2 separate regions of the Homo sapiens genome follow, and region 1 is linked to region 2. A link is a contact called in ENCODE Hi-C or POLR2A ChIA-PET data. All regions are on one chromosome and are shown on one strand. The core of a region is the stretch at or near the end of the contact, and the rest is flanking DNA. Distances in the headings are between cores, read along the strand shown. Region 1 holds the start of TCF4 (transcription factor 4). Region 2 overlaps TCF4 (transcription factor 4).

The links. A loop is a pair of places that touch in the nucleus more often than their neighbours do. ChIA-PET counts read pairs that join two places held with the same protein, here RNA polymerase II (POLR2A). Pooled maps may share reads with other maps.
Region 1: a pooled map shows a loop between it and region 2 (2.4-fold over the local background). The contact joins the promoter of TCF4 here to the enhancer-like site in region 2. A Hi-C loop is called at or near these places in 3 of 168 maps with a recorded cell type or tissue (esophagus muscularis mucosa, heart right ventricle and mesothelial cell of epicardium) and 4 of 50 pooled maps. POLR2A ChIA-PET finds 5 or more read pairs at or near these places in 2 of 52 experiments (HEK293 and activated B cell).

The regions. Positions count from the first base shown.
Region 1 is chr18:55,586,419-55,591,051 of GRCh38, reverse strand. TCF4 (transcription factor 4) reads left to right here and starts at 2,860. Exons shown (of 20, transcript NM_001083962.2): 1 at 2,860-3,014; 2 at 3,916-4,007. The coding sequence starts at 3,936. LOC105372126 (a long non-coding RNA gene) reads right to left here and starts at 1,153. Exons shown (of 3, transcript XR_935479.3): 1 at 1,077-1,153. RefSeq lists an enhancer at 1,046-1,275.
Region 2 is chr18:55,544,405-55,549,216 of GRCh38, reverse strand. The region is part of intron 3 of TCF4 (transcription factor 4); the gene reads left to right. Among named protein-coding and RNA genes, the nearest start is that of TCF4, 41 kb to the left of the region's middle. Within about 2 kb of position 2,201, at least 3 of the 41 ENCODE cell types and tissues checked have a DNase peak (open chromatin) inside an H3K27ac peak, as active enhancers do.

The DNA of each region.
Region 1 (4,633 bases), core at 1,611-4,110, 41 kb before region 2:
GAGATTAGGATGTTCCCACTGCCAGATGGTATATAGGAATATGGTTGAATGTGGACTGTTATCACAGACTGTCTGGTTTCAAAGGTGGGCTCTGTCACTCAATATAGTTGTGTGACTTAGTTAAGTTTGTACCACTTACAAAACTTCTTCCTTGGGTCAAGCTACTCAATTTTACTTGCTTCTGTTGCCCAATATACAAATTACAGTAGTAATACATACTCCATAGGGTTATTCTTAGGCTTAAAGTAGCCAGTATTTGTGAAGTTATAGGAACACTGTTTAGCATATAGTAAACACATGTGTTATCTGTCATTATTATTACTTGCTTTTCTGTTGCAAAGACTAAAAGCTATTGTTTTGGAGTAGGGAAATTTCCATTTAAAATTCCATTGGCTAGGTTAGCGGTATCAGTTGATTTAGCAAGGAATTAAGAGATGAAAAGGAATTATTTCTTTCGTGGTGGCTTCATCTTTATCTGTATCCACTATAAAATTCGTAAAGTGGGCGTTATTTGCTTTACACAGACCAGAAAACAGGCTACAGAAGGTAACTGCTTGGCCAGAAATGGGTTGAGTCAGTCGTGGCTTATGGCACAAACTACATTTGAGTCTACAAAGCAATAGATGAAGGTCTTCGCCAAGTGAAGACTTTTTGGACTTGGAAAGTTCACACACTTCCAGCGCTCTATAAGAAGATAGGGTGGGGGAGTTGGAGGAGAGGACCCACATCCCTCTTCCAGCCTAGGACCAACTTGGCCCAGAGGCCTTTTCCCATGCCGCCCAAGGCTCGCTGAGAAATCTGGCTCCACACAGTGGGAGAACCCAGGGTCAGGCTTACTGTGAGTGAGGCCGGCCCAGTCTTTCCCGAGCCTTCCTCAGGGAGACCTGGGGGTATCTCACTTCCCTGCGGAAGTCTGTGGAGTTTAATTTGTAAATTTGTGCCGAAACTACACTTTTGTGTCAAAGAGCAAGGACGGCCAAGAAGCGGCAACACGAATAAGAGCGCAGGGAAATGGGGCCTGCGAACGACCTCGGCCTCGGGAACTCCCACAGTGCCGCCCCACGCGCGACGCCTACCCGAGAACAGCCACCCGCCTCCGCTCCCGGAGGAGGCGTGGTCGACCAGCACCGCCATCTTGGCCGCCTCTCTAGGCGCTCTGTTTACCACTCTATGGTCGCCTGCTCCCGCCCCGCCCCTTCCCAGTCATTGTCTGGAGGAGCAGCCGCGGCCGCAGCTCCTTCTCTTTATAAGCCCGCAGTTCCCGGATGTGAATGGATTACAATGTATCTTTCAGGGAAACCTATTATTATCAATGTGACTCCACGGGGGAGTCCATGGTGATGATGATGAGGAGGAGGATGATGATGATGAGACACCTCTAAACTTGGAACAAGTTTAAGACTTTATGAGAGAAGAAAAAAAATCACCAACAAGAATTGTTTGAGGAAAAATTATAACTATCCTGTGTTCATTTTTTTTTTTATAAACAATAAGAAAAAGTTGTTGGATTTTTTTTTAATGATTTCTTTTTTGGGGGAGGGAATTTTGTTGCAGTTTTATGGTGGAAAATGCAAAAACCAGAGCCAGGTGCATAATCTTGTAATCTGTGGATATCCCTGGAGCAGGACTGAGTACCAGTTAAAATACTTTTTGGGGATACACATGTGAGATACTAAGTACTTGCAGAAGATTTTTGTCTCTCTTTTTAAAGTCTCTTTCCTTGGAATATTGTGAGAATATTTGTGGCCATTTAAGGTAACGTTTCAATTTGCCGTCAGAGTAAACTGTTTGTAATTGAATTTAATTTTTAAAATGTCGATCCCGATGTTTTATTAAAACAAAAGGGACAACCTATTAAATAATTGCCAATGGGAAAAAGTGTGTGCATGCATTTTGTGTATGTACTCGCACATCTAGCAATACCAGGATTTGTAGAATGTGTGTTTTTTTTTTCAAACACACGTTAAAATAGCTTATGTTGCATATACCGGATAAAGCACGCTTGTTATTACGAAACGATAGAATTATGAAGCTTAAATTTTATCCTAAAAAGTGATGTGAAAAAGTATGTTTTAAGAGCATGCAGGGCCTATAATGGTAAATGTTGAATTAAAAACTTACAGTGCTGGCGAACAGGGACTTAGCGTGCCTAGGAACTCAAGTGCAAAAACAAAACAACATCCACCCCCAAAAATTGCCCTTTTTTTTTTTCGAAGTTTGCAGTTATACTATTCTGTGACTTAAAAGGGAGGGGAAAGAAAGTATGCAATTCAGATTTCGCCCCCAACGCAAAACTACCGAAACGAAAATCTCCCCAGGAAAATGTGGCTTGATTTATAGACGAAAAAGAAAAATATTGTTCCTCTTGGCAAAGTCTTTTTGCATCACGTGTATTTGCAGCCTAGTATAAACTTGCTTTGCCGTGTGTGGATGTGTGAGTGAGAGGGAACGAGAGTAAGAGAAAGAAAGAAGTGAGGGGATGTAAACTCGAATAAATTTCAAAGTGCCTCCGAGGGATGCAACGGGCAAAAACTGAACTGTTCAGGCTTCAGATTGTAACTGACGATCTGAGGAAAAATGAGGTGCTCGATGAATTTTCGTTTGTATTTTTTGGCGAGGCGGGGGAGGTGTTGAGATTTTTTTTTTTTCCCCTCGGGGTGGGTGCGAGGGGGATGCATCCTAGCCTGCCCGACCCGGAGCAAGTCGCGTCTCCCCGCCGGAGCCCCCCCACCCATTTCTTTGCTGAACTTGCAATTCCGTGCGCCTCGGCGTGTTTCCCCCTCCCCCCTTCCCTCCGTCCCCTCCCCTCCCCGGAGAAGAGAGTTGGTGTTAAGAGTCAGGGATCTTGGCTGTGTGTCTGCGGATCTGTAGTGGCGGCGGCGGCGGCGGCGGCGGGGAGGCAGCAGGCGCGGGAGCGGGCGCAGGAGCAGGCGGCGGCGGTGGCGGCGGCGGTTAGACATGAACGCCGCCTCGGCGCCGGCGGTGCACGGAGAGCCCCTTCTCGCGCGCGGGCGGTAGGTACCGGCGCCTGCGGGGCTCGGCGGGGCGGAGGCGCCCGGCGGCGCGGGGTTCGGGCTCGGCGGCCCCGCACGCGGCTCCGCGCCTCCCGCGCCGCGGGCTCCCGGCGCCCGGCGCTCCCAGAAGAGACACCCCTTCCCCTCCCGCCGCTTCCCTCCCCCTCGCCGCCAGCCCCCCCGCCCCTCCCCTTGATGCCCCCTCGGAGGGACCGAGGACTTTGCCAGGGGCCTGACTTTAATTTTTATAACCCCTTTCTTTCACAAATTAGGGTGCTGGACAATTAGAGGACCCGACCCTCCACTCCGCTCCCCCCAACCCTGTCACCCCACCCCTCCCCCTTTGGACGTGTTTTCACTCCAGAGACGCTCATCTTTAATTTCTTGATAGCTACTTTGAAAAGCGGAGGGGAGTGGTGTGTGCGAGTGTGTGTGCGTGTGCGAGTGTGAGTGTGCGAGGGGGGTGGGGTGCAGGGTGGGGGGAAAGTTGAGATCGGATCGTTCTCAGTAGTTTCTCTTTTCTCTGTGATCCATTCATTTCTCGCTCTACCTCCTGTTGCATAAAATGATGCGCTGAAGAGCGGCTTTTTTTTTTTCTTTCCCTGATTTGGTTTTATAGTGGATGTTACCAGTTTGATCGTCTCTTTGGAAATACAATATCGCTTTTTTTTTTTTTTTTTTTTTTTTTTTTTTTTTTTTTGCTATTGCTGCCTATTCCATCTTAAAAAAACAAAACCAAACCCAACCCAACAACAAGTCTCCCATCCCTTCCTCCTTTCCACCTTAATCCCACCCGCCCCCACGTCCCCACCCCCAACCCCCCAGTCTCCAAAAATCCGATTGTGTTTTCTCCAAGGATTGGGACTGGATTTTCTGATTGCGGTTATTTCCATGTTTCTAGGTTTGTGTGATTTTGCTAAAATGCATCACCAACAGCGAATGGCTGCCTTAGGGACGGACAAAGAGCTGAGTGATTTACTGGATTTCAGTGCGGTAAGAAAGAACGGTGGAAACTAACAACAGCTGTGAAAAAAACAAAACAAAAACCCAAACACTTCAGCTAGAAACCAGTAGGAATCTAAAGGACAGTAATAATTTTTAATTGGCTGAATCCTTGGTAAATATGAAGGTCTTTTTGACAAGTTTTTAACTATAATTTTGTGGTGTGATGGAAGATTCAGGCTTTTTTTTTTTTTTGAGTTTTATTACTGGCCTTCAATTCCCTACCCACTGATTACCCCAAATAATGGAATCTCACCCCAGTGGAAAGCAAAAATAGACACCCCTAAAACTAAACCACCCCTAAAACTTGGCCATGTCTGAACACTGAGACTACTAATACTTTGCACACTACTCTTCGTTTTATTTATTGTTTTTGGAAATGGAAAATAGAAAATAGGAGACCCAGTTGTCTCTTTAAAGTTTTAAGCTAATGATGCTTTGGATTGGTAGGACCTGTTCCTTACATCTTACCTCCTAGTTACATCTTTTCCTAGGATTCTTAAAACTAGTATGGATATGCTGAGCATACATTCTTTAGAACCTTTTGGACTGTTTTGGTAAATTTCGTAGTCGTAGGATCAGCACAAAGCGGAACTTGACACACTTGTGGAGTTTTA
Region 2 (4,812 bases), core at 952-3,451:
TGATCTTCCTCCCTCAGCCTTCTGAGTAGCTGGAACCACAGGTGCGTGCCATCACGTGCAGCTAATTTTTGCATTTTTTGTGGTGACGGGGTTTTGCCGTGTTACTCAAGCTGGTCTTAGACTCCTGAGCTCAAGTGATCCACCTGCCTTGACCTCCTAAAGTGCTGAGATTACAGGTGTGAACCACCATGCCTGTCCAAAGAAAGAAAAATAAGAAAAAAAAAATTCAATGTATCCTTAATGTACAATGTTGATAAAGTCTACGGTAGTGTACAAGAATGTCCTAGGCCTTTGCATTCACTCACCATTCACTCATGACTCACCTAAAGCAACTTCTTGTCCTGCAAGCTCCATTCATGGCAAGTGCCCTATATAGGTGTACAATCTTTTATCTTTTATACTATATTTTAAATGTACCTTTTTGTATGTTTGGATATGCTCAGATACACAAATACCATTGTGATACCCTTGCCTGTGGCTATTTAGTACAATAACATGCTGTGCAGGTTTGTAGCCTTGGAGCAATAGGCTATGCCATATAGCCTAGGTGTATAGCAGGCTACACCATCTAGGTTTGTGTAGGTACACTCTATAATGTTCTCACAATGACGAAATCACCTAATGTATTTCTCAGAATGTATCCACATCAGTAAGTAACACATAACTAATTTATTGCAAGGGGCAGAATGTAAACCATTGGTTTAGTAGTTTTAGATTGAGTTAAAAAAAAAAGATATCCTTGAGGTTAGTGAGAGGAATCAAAATCAGGGGACAGTGTAGGCATTTGGGGTCAAAATTTATTCAGCATATGCTAGCATGCCACCAGGAACCAGAAGGAATAAATTATTCTGACTCCATTCTTGGCAAGATCTGTGTGGCTACAGAACGTAATTATTTTGCAAATCATTTAAGTTGCTGACCACAGCTAGGAGATTACCACCTAAGTGAAGATTACCACCTAGATGGAGTGTGATTCCTCCCTGGGATTCCCTTTCAGAATTGTCAGAAAACAAAGCAGTAAATCCACATGTTAATCATTAAAATAAACGAAGTGCAATATGCCCAGCAAATCATTTCACACATTTTCTATTTCAAGGAATTGGGATTCAAATCTTAACCTAAATTTTACATATTCACATTTTAAAGCATCACTCAGACTTGTTCAGATTACTGAGCGGAGTAAGGGTTTCATCTGAACACATAGAAGCTGGCTGCGTTCTTGAAATGGGGAGGATGGGGTTGGTGAGGTCACAAAACTTCTTTTCAGCTCCCTGGTTGCAAAGAATATGAGTGCTATGACATTAGATGGGAATTCAAGTTCTGGTCTAAATTGATAAAATAGAGTTGTTATTTTATGGCCTCATCTTTGTTTTTATATATCACAGAATCACTGCGAAAATGGCAGTTTGTTTTCTAAAGAGGCCTGAGACCAGAGCAGCAGGTCACAAAGCGAGCATTTTACAGCGTTGTCAGTCAGCCTATTTGGCTGAACTGAATTTCCCAGGGCAAAAGTTTTCTTACAACGTTTCAAACAATTCATCAAAAAGATGGCCTAGGAAGTATTAAATGTCTTACAATGTAAATATAGACAAGGCTTTATTAGGAAAGTGTGCACCTGTTTATTTATTGACTTATTTATTATAATAGCCTTTCAAGTAGTTTTCTTGATCCTTACACTCTTCACACAATGAGTGTAAATAGACACCAGTCATAGTTGTAGGTGGTGAGCTACAGAGCTCTGTATTGATTAGATCTTCAGGCTGTCAAAACAACTAGAAATTTTAATAAATGTTTTCAAACAAGTGACCAGTTCCATCTAACCCATCAGAATGTTTTATTGTAAATATAACATGGCTGTCAGTTTGACAGAAATTGTCTTCCCAGAATAATTTATAGTGTGATTTCAAAATGCATCCAGTCACAGGCTTTTAGGAATCCTGTCATAGAATATTATTTTATGCCATCATGTTTTAAAAAGACACAGTGATAACATTGAATAGGAATAGTGCAATGACACTGAAGTGCAGTTTTAGATGGGAGGGGAAGTCTTCCTTGCTTCAGCAAATCAGGTGTTTGAAGTTTAAAAACTGCTTAAGTGGATTTGTAGTAAAGCTCTGTCTGTTTTAAAGTACTGGTGACTCAACAGCTGTGGGGAATCTGTCTGGAATCGGCGCGGAACTTTGGAGAATGTTTTCTCCTCAGGAGCTGGAACTCAACTCTTCCTCAGCCCACACAATGCAGGATCTGTGGTTTTCTGTCCCTGTTTCTTTTTCTCCATTTTTCTCCCCTTCACTTACTCTGATTGATGGAAACACGTGCTGGGAGCTTTCCCTGACATTCTTTCCAAAGACTGAAAGTAAGAAATGTTATGGTGGTGCTATGTCTATTTTTGAAAGTAAGTCTGTTAACGTAAAGCCTGTGTTGATATATTGGGATGAATTATAATGGTGATATTATTACAGCCTTCAAAGCTGAAAATTTATTATTTTTCTCACCTACTTTTGGTTGCTGATACTTGATCATAGGAACATGCTGTGCATCTGGTTAATTTTGGGGAACCCATTTGTAGATTTTCAAAAGTTAAACTTTATCCTTCTTTATATCTTCTCCAGGCCCTCTTTTGTTATTGAAAAACAAATAGAAATACAATCCACTACAACTTCGGTGCTTCTGCTTTTCTGGTCACTCTCATTATTAATGCTTATAATGAAGATATTTTTGGAAACACTGACTTATCATTGGTTTTGCAAATACAGTAAAAATAATATTGTTTGTTGGAACTCTTCATTATGATTCTTTTACTTTTAAATATTTAATTCATAATTATTCTTGTTTCTACATCTGTATTTTAATTTTTATTTGTTTTTATTTAGTTTTAAAGACAGGGTCTCTCTCTGTTGCCCAGGCTGGAGTGCAGAGGCATCATCATAGCTCACTGCAGCCTGAAATTTCCAGGTTCAAGCCATCCTCCCACCTCAGCCTCCTGAGTCGCTGGGACTACAGGCCCGTGCCACCAAGACTGGCTGATTTAAAAAATTTTTTTTGTGGAGACGAGGTCTCACTTTGTTACGGAGGCTGGTCTCTTACTCCTGGGCTCAAATCATTCTCCTGCCTCGGCCTCCCAAAGTGCTGAGATTTACAGGCATGAGCCACTGGACCCTGCACTTACGTCTCTATTTTCAAATGTTAAATGTCTTTATGTATAGGAGGTCATGTTGGATTTTAAAAGTCAACAGAAATTGATAGGAAGCAGTGTGCAGCCCTGAATGAAACTCTTAAGTTATGGGGGAAAAAAATACCAGAACCTATGAGTGAAATTATTTTTTAAAATCTCGTCTTGCTGGTAGACAGGTTTTTTAGAGACAGGGACCGCATCTTCTTTAATCTTTGCTGTATCCCTTGTTCCCAGCATATTGTCTGGCACAGAGTATTTAATACATTAAGTGGGTGAATAAAAAAGTGAATGGCGCCGGGCGTGGTGTCTCACGCCTGTAATCCCAGCACTTTGGGAGGCCGAGGCAGGCAGATTACCTGAGGTCAGGAGTTCAAGACCAGCCTGGCCAACATGGCAAAACCCTGTCTCTACTGAAAAATACAAAAATTAGCCAGGTGTGGTGGTGGGCACCTGTAATCCCAGCTACTTGGGAGGCTGAGGTAGGAGAATTGCTTGAACCCGGGAGGCAGAGGTTGCAGTGAGCTGAGATCCCGCCACTGCACTCCAGCCTGAGTAACATGGTGAGACAGTGTCTCAAAAAAACAAAAACAAAACAAAACAAAAAAAACCCCAGACCAAACAATAACAACCAAAACAAGTGAATGGGATAACTTGGTGCTGAGTTTAAGAGCCAAGGTTCATTTCCTTGGTACCTGTTGCTTGACTAGAAGACAAATCTGTCGTAAATGATCAAAAAAATGTTTACATAGACGGATGTGGAGGAGAATTTTATGTATGCATACACACAGAATACTAAGTGGCATTTTTTATGTGACAGATTCATTTCCATGCATATTCCATATTGTAAGTCAGTCTTCACAACTGTTTTGTGAAGTAGCAGATCCCTGTTTTGCAGATGAGGCAACTGATGCATACATAGGTTAGGTTCACTTTTCCAAAGTCCTAGAGTTTTTATTTGGCTGAGCCAGGATTTGAATGTCAGCACTTTAGTCTCTTTCTAGAGTTTCTGTGTGCAATCACTACTGTCTATTACCTCTAGCAGTTTATCACATGCACAATTGTTCGTAACACCTGGCTGTGCATGATGTACATCTACAGGTAGACACTTCATGTACTTGCTGTGGTAGTACTCTAGAAACACTGGTAAGTTCACATGTTATCAAAGAAACTCCTGTATCCGCTCTCCGAGTGCTGATCTGGTCATTTTCTGCTTGATGACGCCAGTCTTTTGAGTTAACTCGTAGGTGTGCATGTTGGTTTCTTTAAAGTGTTAGATTATGAACCATAGGGCAGCAGGTGATTAATTTCTGCATCATAAGAATTCAGCTACTGTTTTTAGGAATTTGCTTACAAACCATCAAGTTTGCTTATTCTTACAGAGTTTTGTCTTTATTTGTGGTATTGTAATATATAATAGTTAGTATCTGACCCCAAGAGCCTTACAATGAGGCCACGAAGACAAACAGAATTTCGAGAAGTCAGAATGAAGAATGGTCCTCAAAAGAGAAAGGATAGAATCTTGGGGTTTTATTCTTGTGAGGGATGTTAGAAATGATCTTATCTCTAAGTAATGGGGAGAGAACTTAGCAAAATCCTTAAAGAGCAGGGGAGTCCACTTTAGTGTGAGTTATTTAACT